Regions from separate parts of the Homo sapiens genome. Here region 2 is linked to region 1. A link is an interaction called in ENCODE POLR2A ChIA-PET data of the cell type or tissue named here. Cell type or tissue: B cell. All regions are shown on one strand.

Region 1 (8,000 bases):
TATATACATATAAAATGTATACACATATAATATAATAAATGTGTATATGTATGTACATAACTGTAAATATGTGTGTGTGTATGGATATATATCCATATATATATATCTCTATATTTTGATCAATCCTGGTTATCTGTCCCTCTCCTCTTTGGACCATAAGCTCCTGAGTAGTGACTTCCAGAGCCAGGTAACATAGAAATTCAAGTGAAAAAACCTTTACACGAAGAAGTCACATACATATATAATATAGGAAGGTATTCCTTAGGTATGTTCAACAGGCTCACAGTTTAAACCATTTGACTTACGCCCCCCAAAGTAACTAATTTAAGGCTGGTACTGGCCGGGCGTGGTGGCTCACGCCTGTAATCCCAGCACTTTGGGAGGCTAAGGCGGGTGGATCACGAGGTCAGGAGATCGAGACCATCCTGGCTAACACGGTGAAACCCCATTTCTACTAAAAATACAGAGAATTAGCCGGGCGTGGTGGCGGGCGCCTGTAGTCCCAGCTACTTGGGAGGCTGAGGCAGGAGAATGGCTTGAACCTGGGAGGTGGAGCTTGCAGTGAGCCCAGATTGTGCCACTGCACTCCAGCCTGGGTGACAGAGCGAGACTCCGTCTCAAAAAAAAAAAAAAAAGGTTGGTAGTGCAGCAAATTATAAACAGCTTTTATTGTATGCTTAAAAATCTCATCACATGTTCACACGCTTAAATCTGGGTATCAGAATTTAAACAATTCTTGAAATGTATGAATGTCTCAATATACTGATCACAAAGTATCTTAAATATAATGCTCAATATGCAATAAATGCATAGAGGAAAAGCCTGAAGCAAATACGTAAAAACGTAAATAGTAATGATTCCTGAGTTGTGGGATTACCAGGTCTTTTACAGTTTTCTACATGTAGTCTCCACATTTTCTATAAAGACATGGTGGGCAGGTGGGAGCCTGCACCGGCCACGCCCAGCTGTGGCTCCTGCCCTTGCGGATGCCATCTGTCCCCCTAGTTATTGCTCCACCTGTCTCAGACCACTTTCTCCACAATCTGCCCCCTCCTCCAGCACGGCCCTGCACTTGTAAACACCTCCTGCTTAGCTGAATATGTCTGCCTCACATTTCTCTGGGCCTTTTTTCTTTCATCAGCATGGGTTACCATTTTACCATTTTAGCAGTTTCCCATCTGATGTGAATTCTCAACAATTACAATTTTACCTAAATGACATTACACACATATGAGAAAAAAAAAATCTATGTTGTGAACAACAAATCTGCTTTTCTTTTTTTTTTTTTTTGAGACGGAGTCTTGCTCTGTCGCCCAGGCTGGAGTGCAGTGGTGCGATCTTGGCTCACTGCAAACTCTGCCTCCCGGGTTCACGCCATTCTCCTCCCAAGTAGCTGGGACTACAGGCGCCCACCACCACGCCCAGCTAATTTTTTGTATTTTTAGTAGAGACGGGGTTTCATCGTGTTAGCCAGGATGGTCTCGATCTCCTGACCTTGTGATCTGCCCAACTCGGCCTCCCAAAGTGCTGGGATTACAGGCGTGAGCCACCGCGCCTGGCCCACAAGTCTGTTTTAAAATTCCTCTGCTGATTTTCAGCACTAGGCTGATGCAAGGTAAAGCAAGTCTTGATGAAAACACCACTAAAAAACAGGACTCACTTTTTGTAGTGTTTTAACTATTAAAGAACCAGTACAACCAAATGAATGACAACTGGCCAAGCAAAAATAAACCTGCACAGTTACAAAAATGTGATACTGTCTTAGGCTGCAATTTTTTTCTTTAAAAGGTGGGGTCAGTTGCAAATGGTAGAGATGTTGGTGTAGGAATGCTTTACAGATAAGAGTCCTGCTAGAATCAAGGGGGTTTTTAATGAGAAGCTAATGAGAAACAACACTTTAAAATCCAGTCAAGGACGATTCAACAGAACCCCTGGTTTAAGCAATGCCCAACATGCTGTGCCCTTACACGCTCCCCTCTCTGAGGGCAGGTATCAGACTTGCTGGCACCCTTGCTCCCGTTAGCAGCACATTTGAGACGAACACCCAACAAACAGCTCCCTAGCAACAGCAATGACCAAAGTGTCCGGACAAAAATAACCACTGCATCCCGAATCCCTGAGTTCAGCGAGACAGTCTCCCCTCACTGATATTTTCCCCAAGAAGTCACAACTCAAAGTCTTTTATCAGGCAATAAGTTTGGACTGCTGAGTGACCAATAGAGGCCAGAAACCCTGCCTCCATGCTTAAAAAGTCATGTCACCACTAAGGGTTTCTCCAGGATATCGGGGACCACAACAGATAGTTTACAGTCTCTGTAATACTGTGGTTTCTTTTTGTTCGAACTGAAGAGTAGAATAAAAGAAAGCTCAAACACTGCCAAGAATAAAAGAAGAAATTTTAGTGTTTGATGCCAAAGTTTTGCTTGGAGCAATGAAGGACGTTTCAGTCTATTCAGCCTGCTATGCAGTCTGAAGTGTTAAGTTATGGCATCTAGGAATACTCAGAGCAGTGAACAGTAAACAGAAAAGGGAGCTTGCAAGGAGGTGTGAACTGTCAAGGTAATAAAGACAGCAGAGAGAGCCCAACAAGGCCAGGCTAGAAAACCATTTGAGAACATGGCTGAATACCAGGGACCAAAGGCCACTCTGAAATTAGTGACTGCTAGGAGGAAGAGGATACTGGAGAAGGGAGGTCAATCATGAATAGAATTGTCAACCCCCAGGTAATTAAACATCGGGCAAGACACATCTCTGAGTTAAAAAGAGACAGATGTGAAATCAAAATATACTGAAGTAAATACAAATTTATAAATTAGCTTTCCCTTTTCAGGGCTCAAGGTAGAATGTGTTTAGTTACTGACAAGATCTCTGTAATAGAACATCGTGTCGTCACTCAAATTTAAGATCCATGAAAATGTTACTGAAAGGCAAAAGGAAGGCTCCGTAACGTAACAATTCAAAGACATGGTCCAGAGTAAAACTACTGTCCCTTAACTCAAAACTCTCTACGATCACTGAACTGTTTAAATATTCGATGAAAGAGTGCCCAAAGGATAAACGGTTAAAAAGTGTTGTCCCTTCCTACAGTGTGATGTGATGTGATAAAGTAATTTAACTATTTTTTTTCAGAGGTGGGGTCTTGCTATGTTGCCCAGGCTGGTCTCAAACTCCTAGGCTCAAGTAAATCTCCTGCTTCAGGCTCCTGAGCTACACTACAGAATGAAAATGCCGAAACACAGTCAGCTCCAGAATGCTCCTTGGACAACTCTTTTAATTAGTGGTTGCACCAAATATTCTTTCTTCACCTAACATTATATCTCAAACTCCCACATGATGCCCTCTCTCTTTCATGTGACCTAAACATTTCCCTGCCCTCCCATTTATGTTGTTTTGCTTTGTGTCTTAGAAGAAATGTGATTATCTACCCTCCATGGCGAGGTCTTGACACCTAAGAATTTCATCTCCCCACAGATCAGCCAGATCCACGCTCTCTCATTCCTGGACCCTTTTCAGGTCCATGCTACATCTCCAATTAGAAACAAAACAACAAACTTGCCACAAACTCTCAGGTTTTCTTTTCTTTCTTTCTTTTTTTTTTTTTTTTTCTGAGACAGAGTGAAACTCTGAAGTTGCCCAGGCTGGAGTGCAGTGGTGCGATCGTAGCTCACTGCAACCTCCGCCTTCTGGGTTCAAGCAATTCTCCTGCTTCAGCCTCCCGAGTAGCTGGGATTACAGGTGCCCGCCACCACACCCAGCTAATTTTTGTATTTTTAGTAGAGATGGGGTTTTGCCATGTTGGCCAGGCTGGTCTTGAACTCGTGAGTACAAGAAATCCACCTGCCTTGGCCTCTTAAAGTGCTCGGATTACAGGCATGAGCTACCTGTGCTTGGCTCTAATATATACTGTTTTTTGACCATATATATTTATATCATTTTATATAAATTTATATAATTTCCTGTCTCTGTGCTTTTGTTTCTACTACTCCTGTAGTGTGGGATGCCTTCTGCCCCACCTCTCCCACCCTCTTTGCTCCCCTTCCATCAATCCCAGCCATCTCAGGATTCAGGTCAAATATGGCTCTGCCTACTCAAATTCTCCTTCCGTTGCCCAGCTCTACATCCTCCCATCTTTGCATTTGTGAACTGCTCCTATACATGCACCTATTGCAGTACGTATTCTTATTAAATGTGGACATGCCTACCATCCCAGGAGATTGTCAGAACCAGAGTGTGGCCTCACGTCTTCTAATTCTTTCTCTTTCTAGAAATGTATCTTAAGCATAAGATTGCTAAATAAACATTTGGGGTTTAGGAAAAAAAATGAAGGAAAATAAAAAGGCAGGAATGGAAGTACATGAAAAGGATCCGTCTCTTTCATCAGGAAAGCTCCTCCTCGCTACTCTCACCCACACTCACCTCTTGCTTGACGGGTTTGATGGACAGGTGGTCAGACATCCACCTAGGATGCAACTCTGCCTTTGTGCGCTGTGGACGTTTTCCCTATAGTTAGAAGTGAAGAAGAGAAAGGAAAAGATAGATTAGGGTGTTCTCAACTACTGATGCTGCTGCTGCTGCTGCCGCCAGTAAAAAAGTGGCCAATGAGGCACACAGGTTAGGGCCAAAGGCTTCCTTAGGACAATCAGGAACCACTGCTCAGCTGTGTAGGGACAGAAGCCAGTTTATTCTCTTGAAAAAATAAAAACAAAAACTTGGAGACAAACAAGTGTCTTTTATAATATGTATCACTGGCAAAAAACTCCCTTAACAGTTTAAACAGTAAAAAAAAAAAAAAAATTATCTTCCCAAATTACAAAGGGAAAGCCATGCTTTATCACCTTCAGCTGAAGGGGCGGCTCTGGGAGGGGGCATCAGGAGCAGCCGGAGGTGGGCCGCCGGGCAAAGGCAGCACAGTGGCAGCAGTGAGAAGTGAGAGCAGTTGCCCAGGAGGGGAAGCCAGGGAGAGAGCAGGGGTGGGAAAAGGGCTCAGCGAGCAGAATGCGGTGAGTGCCAAGGAAATGCACCAGGCTGGAAAGCAGTCCTTATAGGAAATTTCAAAGAAAGAGCATGGAGAACTACTTGTATCTAGGTTACTACTTTTGAAGGCCAAGGTTTATTAGCACATGTAAGTTTTGCAATTTGTGAGGAATGAGCCCCATGGCATCACCAACTGTAACCTACTACTAAAAGGTAACAAGCAAAGGCCTTCCCTTAAGATAACATAACTTCCGTGACTTCCGCATCAAAAATCTGCATTCTCCAGGGTCAGTTCTGGCACCACTTAATCCATTAGGTAAGGAATTATAGGATAGAAAATGACAAGAAGGGGTGGTTTATACAACTTAAACATACCGCAAAGCCACGGGGGTACATTTAGTGAGTCAGCAACTTTAGAAAGCTTTTCTGTTTCGGGCTGGGTGGGGTGGCTCACGCCTGTAATCCCAGCACTTTGGGAGGCCGAGGTGAGCGGATCACGAAGTCAGGAGATCAAGACCATCCTGACCAACATGGTGAAACCCCATCTCTACTAAACACACACACAAAAAATTAGCCAGGCATGGTGGTGCGTGCCTGTAGTCCCAGCTACTCAGGAGGCTGAGACAGGAGAATTGCTTGAACCTGGCAGGCGGAGCTTGCAGTGAGCCGACATCATGCCACTGCACTCCAGCCTGGGCGACAGAGCGAGACTCCATCTCAAAAAAAGAAAGAAAGAAAAAGAGAATGACTAGTGCCTAATGCAAATGCAAGCCCAATTATCAAACGCTGTCATGACCTTCTTTAAGTACTTGTCCCGAAAAACCTAGCCCAGCAGTTTCCTGAAATATACCTATAAGCTCTTTTTTTTTTTCATAGGTTCTTGTTCTGTCGCCGAGGATGGAGTGCAGTGGTGCAATCATAACTCACTGCAGCCTCAAACTACTGGCCTCAAACAATCGTACCACCTTGGACTCCCAAAGCACTGAGATAGCGATTATTTTATAAGCCTCAAGACTCTAACAAGATCTCTTCAACTTTAAGTACAGTAAAAACTTATCAGGGAACTGCCTTCCAAAGGGATTATGCCAGTTTACCATGATAGTTGCAAAAATGACAATGCCAGCTTCACTTCAACCCTGCCAAATCAGATAAAAGCTACGAATGAGAAAAATGCTATTCTTGATACAGAACGTGAATGTTTCCCTACGCACTTTCCCATCGCCGCATCTGTAAACCATCTATACCCTTAGTCAATTTATTTGTTGAGAAATTAAAGTTTATAAAGCTGTATATTCTGTAACATGAGCAACAAGCTCTACCAGTATCTACATCGCCTTTTATTTAAACAAACAAAAAAAAGGTTTAAGTAAACTTTTATATGGCCATCACAGCAGGACTTACCTTCTGTTAATTATTTCAAAGTTTAGAGGACGATCATATAATACCTCAACAAAGATGTATCAAATCTTCTGATGGCGGACAGAGAAGGATTAACGTCATCCATTATTGCCTTTATGTTACTATAAAATGTGGGTTTAGTTTTCTATCAAGGTTTCTCATCAATTATCCACTACCATAAACAATGGGAGAGGACCGAGTAGTGTCTTTTGATTGCCAAATACTATGCTCTGTACATTGACATGGGTTCTTTGTAATTAAACAAAAACTTCTGTCAAGTGATAGCATTTCATTTTACTAATAAGAAAACTGAAATGGACCCCACTTCTACAAAAAATTAAAAAATTAACTGGGCGTGGTGGTGTGTGCCTATAGTCCAGGTACTCAGGAGGCTGAGGGAGGAGAATCGTTTGAGCCCAGGAATTCAAGGTTACAATGAGCTATGATCACGCTACTGCACTCCAGCCTGGGTAACAGAGTAAGGTCCCTGTCTCTGTTTAAAAAAAAAAAAAAGAAAAGAAACAAGGTGAAATGGAATGGTATCAAGAAACTTATCCAAGGGACAGGACAGGGGAGTGTCATAATTTAAGCAGGTTTGAAAGAAAAGCTCCTGACTCTTCCACATACCACATTAACCCCTCTTCCACTGCCCCGTTTCTTGTGCCTCCATTACACACTGCATTTTCTTTTCTTTTTTTTTCTCCATCTGTCGCCCAGGCTGGAGTGCAGTGGTGCGATCTCATCTCACTGCAACCTCTGCCTCCTGAGTTCAAGCAATGCTTCTGCCTCAGCTTCCTGAGTGGCTGGAATTACAGGCACCCATCACCATGCCTGACTAATTTGTGCATTTTTAGTAGAGATGGGGTTTTGCCATGTTGGCCAGGCTGGTCTTGAACTCTAGACCTCAGGTGATCCACCCGCCTCGGCCTCCCAAAGTGCTGGGATTACAGGCATGAGCCACCACGTCCCTGGCCCCAGGTCAACATTTTTAAATGTTGCATCTTACTATTCTTTATTGTGTTACACTGGATAAGACTGCAAAACAGTATTACCAGTAAGATAGTCTCAAACATTACTCTTTTGGTAACAAGACAGCTTTTACTTCTCGCTATTAACAATCTGACACGCAGTCATGTGTTATACTTAACAATGAGGATATATTTTGAGAAACCACATTCTTAGGTGATTTTGTTATGTTTTCAACAATATAGAATTCAGGGACTAGATGGCATAGCCTACTACACAGCTAGGCTATGGGGTACAGCCTGAGGGTCCTAGATGGTATAGCCTACTACAACCCTAGACGATGTAGTGTGCTACACACCTAGGTTATGGGGTATAGCCTATTACTCCTAGATGGTGTAGTCTACTATATACAACCCTAGATGGTAGGGCCGACTACACACCCAGACTACAGGATATATAGCCTATTGCTCCTAGGTGGTGTAGCCTACTACTTACAATCCCAGACACACAATGGTAAAGTATTTGTGTATCTAAACATACATAAATAGAAAAGGTGCAGTAAAAATACAGTATAAAAGATTTAAGAACTGACACACCGAGATAGGGCACTTATCATGAATGGAGCTTGCAGGACTGGCAGTTGCTCTGCTGAGTCCGTGACT
Region 2 (8,000 bases), 360 kb after region 1:
TGAGCCACCGCACCCTGGCCTGCTAATGTGTGAGCTAGTGCAGTCTCTGTCCATATCCTCGACTCCCTCTCTGCTAGTGCTAAGTACATTGTAGGGTCCCGCGTTTTTAGCATAGCTATACCTATGAATGGGCCAAAGAATCTGAGGGCATCCTACACATTTCAAACGGTGGGAATGGAGACCTCTTTCCTCCAGCAGAATCTCCCCTCATGACCGGGGGACTACCAGATCCAGCTCTGCTAAGGGCCTCCACGGACGGAGTCGGCTACCTCTCCACTTTCAGTGACCGAAATCCATTCTTTGTTCATTCACCCTTGTGTCTACTCCGGGAAACGCGCAGCGGACACAGTCGTGTTCCCTAAGTGTTTGCTGACTTAGTCATCTGGCCCTCTCTGGAGTAGTCATTTTGTACCTTGTACTACATTCGTGCCTCTACCTCTCCGCAGTGCGCGCGGGGGCGGACTCACGTGCGCAGTCTCCCTATGCGCTGGGAGGGCGTCAGCAGGTTTACAGAAACAATGAAAGACTTAACAATTGGCGCGCGACGAGCGTCCCTTGACTGGCAGGGGCCCAGAGGACCTGAACATCACTAAGGGTCTGCCCCAGCGGCCCGGCCCTGAAGTCAAGGTTGAGACCCCCGGCCCAGACAGTCCGCGAAGCTGAGGGAGGCCGGCCTGGGGCCTGCCGCGCAATGTTACCGGGATCCGCAGGCACAGGGCGATAGTACGGACGCCGCCGCCCAGGCCGTGCCCATTGTGCGCCGCGGCCAGCTCACCGCGATCTCGGTCTAGGAGGCGGCGGGACCCCGCACTTCTTCCTTGCAACGGAGCCCCTTTGGCCTGCGGGTCGAGTTCCATAGGCGCCCGACGGGCTCCGCGCGCTTACAGGACTACAACTCCCGTGATGCCGCGCGCGCCGACCGCTGATTGGCTGTGCAGCGGACGGACTCGCGGGGGGGGGGGGCCGCACGCCGTGCACGTGCGCACGGCGACGGCCGGATGGCTGCGTGGGGCTGTGTGGCTGCGCTCGGCGCGGCGCGTGGGCTTTGCTGGCGGGCGGCGCGCGCGGCTGCGGGGCTCCAGGGCCGCCCCGCCCGCAGGTGCTATGCTGTGGGCCCCGCTCAGGTGAGGACGTCCGGGTTCTGGCCGAGCCACTCGCCACTCAGGGCCGGAGGCGGGGCGGGGAGCCGCGGGGAAGGAGGGGCGGCCGGGCTGGTATCCCAGCCTCCTGGGAACTGCCTGGACCGTCGTCGCGCCCGAGTGCATCGCGTTCTTGCTGGAGGGCGGATGCGCCCTGCCTTCCTCTGACTCGCTGGCGGCCTCGGAAACGCTACTCCCGCGGGAGAGCGCTCGTGGGACGGCCTGGGCCAGGCTGCTTGTCAGCCCCTGCGCTTCCCGGCAGTTTCCGCGTCCCTGTTTTCCCTGCGCGTCTTCTGATTTCCACCATGAGGACGTTTGGGTCGTGATTTTCATCTGCATGTGGAGGAAACTGGGCCGCGCGCCGGGAGCCGCGCCTGCGGGTGCTCCGCCCCCAAGTGCCTGTGGGTTTGGTGCGGGCCTTGGGTTCAGTTCAGCTCGCTGTGACCTCGACTGAGCGCTGGAGGCTCCGCGGGCGGGAGCAGGAGGGCTGGAGCCGGCGCCTGCTGTGTGCCCGGCGCGGTAGTGATGTGTGAGCCTCCCCGCAACTTCTGAGAAGGTGTGACCTTGTGTGGTCAGGAAGCCGAAGCTTGACGAGTTTTCAAGTACGTTTTCTCAGGTCCTGCAGCTGGGAGACGGCACAGGACACTAAACCAGGTTGGTCAGATCCACGGCTCTCACGCTCCCTTGGGCCGTTTTGCCTTTTCTGGAAAAAGGAATCACTTTGTCTTCTAAACGCACAAGTAATATTTTACATTAACATACGGATTTCACAGTAATCCTTGCATTTTTTTTTTTTAGACGGCATCTCTGTCACCAGGTTGGAGTGCAGTGGCGCAATCTCTGCTCACTGCAACCTCCGCCTCCCGGGTTCAAGCGATTCTTCTGTCTCAGCCTCCCGAGTAGCTGGGATTACAGGCACCCGCCACCACATCCGGCTAATTTTTGTATTTTTAGTAGAGACAGGGTTTCACCATGTTGGCCAGGCTGGTCTCGAACTTTTGACCTCAGATGATCCTCACATCTTGGCCTCCCAGAGTGGTGAGATTACAGGCATGAGCCAGTGCACCCGGCCAAATTACTTGCATGAAAAAAACACATAGTGCTTACTTTGTGCCAGGCACTATTCTAAGTACTTCACAGTTATTCGTATAATCTTTATAACAACTCCGAGGAAAGTACTATTATTAGTCTTCCCATTTTATAGATGGAGCAGAGGCACAGAGAGGTTAAGCAGCTTACCCAAGGGCACACAGCTGGTAAGTGGCAGAATCTGGAACTCAGGTAGTCTGGTGCCAGAGTCTAAGCTCTTAACAGCTGTATTATTTTTATGATTTTTAAATATGGAGCAGCTAAGGTTCAAAGCAGCTGAGTGACTTGGCCAGTGTCACATAGCTAGACGTGACCAAGGTGGAAGTTTGAAATTAGAATATGTTGATAAAAGGACTTACAAACTGTCAGGATATAAATATAAGGAAATATCGCCCTTATTTATAACTGTTGTATTGGCTCTAGCATCTCTGCAGAGTCCCGAAATGTCTCCAAGTGACTCTTCCGGTAGAGCAGAAAAAGAAGAATGCAGGATGACAGAGTTTGAGCACGAGCTTTAGAATTGAATCCTGTGCAGTCTGTTAGCGGCTTCACTTAAGGCAATTTACATAGCTTTCCAAGCTCAGTTTCCCCATCTATGTAATGGATCTATTACTTGTAATCCCAGCTACTCGGGAGGCTGAGGCAGGAGAAGCCCTTGAACCTGGGAGGGAGGTTGCGGTGAGCGGAGATCGGGCCATTGCACTCCAGCCCGGGCAACAGATCCTGACTCTTATCAAAAAAAAAAAAAAAGAAAATTAACCTTAGTTTAACTTTCTTGCTTTACCAAGTTTTTAATTTTTAAAATTTTTTACTCTTTTGTAATAGCACTTAGTTTAAAACACAACACATTGTACAGCTGTACTAAATATATCTTCATTTATATCATTGTTCCATAGCTTTTTTCTTTTGTGTGTGTGTGTGTGTGTGTGTGTGTGTATGTGTGTGAGACGGTGTCTAGCTCTGTTGCCCGGGCTGGAGTGCAGTGGCGCCATCTCGGTCCACTGCAACCTCTGCCTCCCAGGTTCAAGTGATTCGCCTGCCTCAGCCTCCCAAGTACGTGGGATTACAGGCGCCTGCCACCACGCCCAGCTAATTTTTGTATTTTTAGTAGAGACGGGGTTTCACTGTGTTGGCCAGGCTGGTCTCGAACTCCTGACCTCATGATCCGCCTGCCTTGGTTTCCCAAAGTATTGGGATTAGAAGCATGAGCCACCGTGCCCAGCCAGCTTTTTTTTTTTTTTTGAGACGGAGTCTCGCTCGCTCTGTTGCCCAGGCTGGAGTGGAGTGGCGTGGTCTCGGCTCACTGCAAGCTCTGCCTCCTGGGTTCACATCATTCTCCTGCCTCAGCCTCCGGAGTAACTGGGAGTATAGGTGCCTGCCACCACGCCTGGCTAATTTTTTGGATTTTTAGTAGAGATGGGGTTTCACTGTGTTAGCCAAGATGGTCTCGATCTCCTAACCTCGTGATCTGCCCTCCTTGGCCTTGCAACATGCTGGGATTACAGGCAGCTTTTTTCTATTAAAAAAAATTACAGGTGTGCACCACCACGCCCGGCTAATTTTTTGTATCTTTGGTAGAGATGGGGTTTCACCATGTTGGCCAGACTGGTCTCGAACTCCTGACCTCATGATACGCCCGCCTTGGCCTCCCAGAGTGCTGGGATTACAGGCGTGAGCCACAGTGCCCTACCTTAAAAAAAATTTTTTTTTTTAACTTTTGTTAAAAATGAAGACACAAACACCTACTAGCCCAGGCCTACATAAGGTCGGGTCAGGTAATTGATATCACTGTCTTCTGCCTTCACACCATGTCCCATTAGAAGGTCTTTAGGGGGCAGTCATATGCATGGAACTGTCATCTGCGATAACAGTGCTTTCTTCTGGATATCTTCTGAAGGACCTCTCTGAGGCTCTTGAGGTGTCACTCTTATCAGAAATATGTCCATTGTGGTTTGCTTGGTTTCTTTTTTTTTGTCATAGGTTTGCTTGTAAACAGATAATGTACCATAAACATTCTTCTCTAGTAATGAAAACCTTTTGGCGTTGGAGTTCATGTTTCAGACTTTTTAAGGAACTTGAGGTCTGTAAAAGCTGCTGAACCCTTCACTGTGAATTTTCTTGGATGTTCTTTTCTTTCTGTGGCTACCTTTTCTCTTGCCTCTTCTTCAGCTATGAGTTCCTGTTCCATTATAATCTTAAGGGACCATTGTATATGCAGTGTGTCATTGACTGAAACATCGTTATGGTGCGTGACTGTATTACCATCTTGCATTAGTGTGGTACATTTGTTATAATTGATGTACACCTTCACTTTTTATGGTACTGGGTGCCTGGTTCTCTGTGTACATCCTGAAGGTTGGGGAGGGGTTGGAGTGATGGGTGAGGGAGCCTTATGGATATTGCTCAATTTTCCTGAAAACTTTGCTGTTCTAAGTAGCAGGGGCTATGGATTCTTATTTTTAAGAAAGCAGATCTTGGGCCGGGCGCGGTGGGTCATGCCTGTAATCCCAGCACTTTGGGAGGCCGCGACGGGCGGATCACGAGGTCAGGAGTTTGAGACCAGCCTGGCCAATATGGTGAAACCCCGTCTCTACTAAAAATATAAAAAATAAGCCAGGTGTGTTGGCGCGCGTCTGTAGTCCCAGCTACTTGGGAGGCTGAGGCAGGAGAATCACTTGAACCCAGGAGGCAGAGGTTGTAGTGAGTCGAGATTGCACCACTGCACTCCAGCCTGGGTGACAGTGAGACTCCGTCTCAAAAAAAACCAACCAAACAAAAAAAAAAAAAAAAGGAAAGCAAATCTTGTGACTGTTTAGGCAATGACCGTTAAAACTATGTATGGTAAATTTTGCAACCATTGTACAAATGAGCTGTTTTTTAACTATGTAAGTTTTCAAAAATTCAAAAATGGGGAATAATATGAACCCCTGTGCCCATCTCCCAGATTGAGCAATGATTAACATTTTTCAACACCTGCTTTGCTTATCTCCCTCCTCCTTTTTTTGTGGCTCTAAGATTTTAAAGTAAATCTCTGATTTCTTGTCATTTCAAACCTAAATTCTTCTGTGTGTACCTCTAAGAAAAATAAGGACATTCTGGCTGGGTGCCATGGCTCACACCTGTAATCTGAGCACTTTGGGAGTTGGAAGGATTACTTGAGCCCAGGAGTTCCAGACCAGCCTGGGCAACATAGGGAGACCCTGTCTCTACAAAAGAAAAAAAAAAAAAAATTAGCCAGGCATGTGGTGGCACATACTTGTAGTCCCAGCTACTTGGGAAGCTGAAGCAGGAGGATCCTTTGAGCTCAGGAGGTTGAGGTTGCAGTGAGCTGAGATGACACTAGTGCACCCAGCCTTGGTGACAGAGTGCGACCCTGTCTTGTCTCAACCAAAAAAAAAAAAAAAAGAAAATAAGGACATTCTGAACATAACCACGATGCCAGTATCATACCTAACAACATTAGTAATTCCTTAATATCACTTAAAATCTAGGCCTTTTAAAAATTTATTTATTTATTTTTTGTTTTTATTTATTTATTTTTTGAGATGGAGTTTCCCTCTTGTTGCCCAGGCTGGAGTGCAACGATGTGATCTTGGCTTACTGCAAACACCATCTCCCGAGTTCAAGCAATTCTGCCTCAGCCTTCCGAGTAGCTGGGATTACAGGCATGTGCCACCACGCCCAGCTAATTTTGTATTTTTAATAGAGACAGGGTTTCTCCGTGTTGGTCAGGCTGGTCTCGAACTCCCAACCTCAGGCGATCTGCCCACCTCGGCCTGCCAAAGTGCTGGGATTACAGGCGTGAGCTACTGTGCCCAGCCAAGTTTCTTAAAGAAACACTGTTTCTTAAAAAAATTGTTGGCTGGGCGCGGTGGCTCACGCCTGTAATCCCAGCACTTTGGGAGGCCGAGGTGGGCAGATTGCCTGAGGTTGGGAGTTGGAGACCAGCTTTGAGACAAGACTAACCTGGGGAAACCGCATCTCTGCCAAATACAAAAATTAGGTGGGTTTGGTGGTGCGCACCTATAGTCCCAGCTACTTGGGAGGCTGAGGTGGGAGGATCGCTTGAGCCCAGGTGATGGAGGTTGCGGTGAGCCAAGATCACGCCACAAAAAAGTGTTGGAATCACCCAGTCCTTAAGGGACTTACTTTCTAAGAGCCACTCTTTTCCTTCAGAAAGGGATAGGGTGGTCGGGAAGTATCTATTTCTCCCTAACCATTTATCCTTTGGGTCATTCAGCATCCAGTCAGCCTTTGTCAATCACCTGTGAGTCTAAGCACTGTGTCAGGTATGGGGGTAAAGGGCAAATCACATCCCCTCCTCCCTTTAAGCCCAGGTAGTGATTCTCCTTGAGAAGAATAAGAAAATGAAATCCGAAAAGTGCTATGGTTACTTTTCCCAGGAAAAATGCTTGTAGTGTTTAAAGGGGATTTATGGCCATCCTGAAATCTATCTGTGGGCCTAGGTTAGGACCCCCATTCTAGTGAGATTTCTTGGGGAATAGGGAGGGGCTCCAGGGATCCTTGAGGGTACATGAGTGTATTGAGGAGAGAGAAGAAATGGAACTCACAGCTGGGAGCTGGCAGGAGGTGGGGGAAGCAGTCCTGGGGTCCCCTGTTTTCTCTGAGGTGCTGCCGAGTTGCCAGCTGAATTTGAGACTGAATCCTGAATCCAGCACTTGTGAACTGGGTGACCCTTGCTGAGTTCTTTTTGAGGTTGATGCCTTATTTGTCCAGTCAGGTAATTTAGTGCCTGTATATTGAACACCTTGTATAAACCGGCACATTTTGCCAGGCAAGGCCATTTGGAGATGCTGACACTTCCTCAAAGGGCTGCCAAAAAGAATACATAAAAATGCCTTTGTTACATGTCTGGCTGAGTGCTTGGGACAGTGACAGGTCTGGGTGCAACAGCATAAGCCTGTGAAGCCAAGGGTTAGAGGCACCATTTGTCCAGGCATTTCCTGTGTGGCGTGTGGGGCTTGGTCAGTTTTCTCTTGGCAGCTGTTTTTTGGTGTTCAGGTGTGATATCTTGTTGGCTCGAGTTGCTTCCTCCTGTTTTTCCAGGGTCCCTGCCCTCCTCCTGCTTGGCTCTGTAGCTGTCATTGTCCAAGCTTGGAGGGCTCATGTACAAGCTAACATGGAGGAGGAGCTGGAAGATTGCCTCTCCCGGGGGTCTTGCCTGTTCAGTGGAAAGAAGATGGGATCATTACAGCCACTCCAGTCCCTGTTTTACTGGACCCGAGACATACCTCAGCTTCCTGGACCCCACACGCTCTTGGTTTTCCTCCTTGCACTGTCTTTTGCTGGCAGGTCTTGTGTGGTCCATTATTAAGTAGTATTGTTCTTCCTGGTTCTCTGAGAGGCGAGACCTTCCAAAATTTTCATCTCCAGGACCTGTCCAGTGCTGATGTCTCCACTTGCCTGTCTCCCAGGTCCAAAGTGGGACTTAACCTTGTATCCTCCAATGACCTCTCGCTGCCCGCTCCTACTGTGCCCTTTGGTTCAGTGACTCATACCCGCATCCACCCTCCCGGGTTCCCAGACCAAAATAAAAAAGCATGGGAGTCCGTGTGGCTCCCTCTTCCCTCCACCCCTGTATCTGGATGGTTACCAAGTCATGACTGTTCTGTCTCTGATAATGCCCCCTGATCTCCATTCTTACCACCACTCTCCCAGGTAAATGCTCCATCTTCTCTGTCTTGGGTTGCATTTGGTCCCACCTGGTCTTTCAGTTAACTCCCTTCAGTCCACCCAATGCAGTCTTTTCTC

Evidence for each region. Peaks named below come from ENCODE experiments on the same cell type or tissue, not always from the same donor. Only the 100,000 strongest peaks of a DNase experiment are listed, where the experiment ranks them.
Region 2: POLR2A ChIA-PET joins it to region 1 with 5 read pairs; 4 of 35 experiments call an interaction of 5 or more read pairs at or near these places.

The regions. Positions count from the first base shown.
Region 1 is chr22:17,508,313-17,516,312 of GRCh38, reverse strand. CECR2 (CECR2 histone acetyl-lysine reader) reads right to left here. Exons shown (of 19, transcript NM_001290047.2): 8 at 4,417-4,500. Among named protein-coding and RNA genes, the nearest start is that of SLC25A18, 51 kb to the left of the region's middle. In B cell, no CTCF peak of the experiment used is centred here; no DNase peak of the experiment used is centred here.
Region 2 is chr22:17,152,250-17,160,249 of GRCh38, reverse strand. HDHD5 (haloacid dehalogenase like hydrolase domain containing 5) reads left to right here and starts at 973. Exons shown (of 8, transcript NM_033070.3): 1 at 973-1,124. The coding sequence starts at 999. It overlaps HDHD5-AS1 (HDHD5 antisense RNA 1), which reads right to left and starts at 861. Exons shown (of 2, transcript NR_024483.1): 1 at 413-861. RefSeq lists a silencer at 962-1,291. In B cell, no CTCF peak of the experiment used is centred here; a DNase peak (open chromatin) is centred at 939; H3K4me3 peaks cover 1,814 bases; H3K27ac peaks cover 1,098 bases.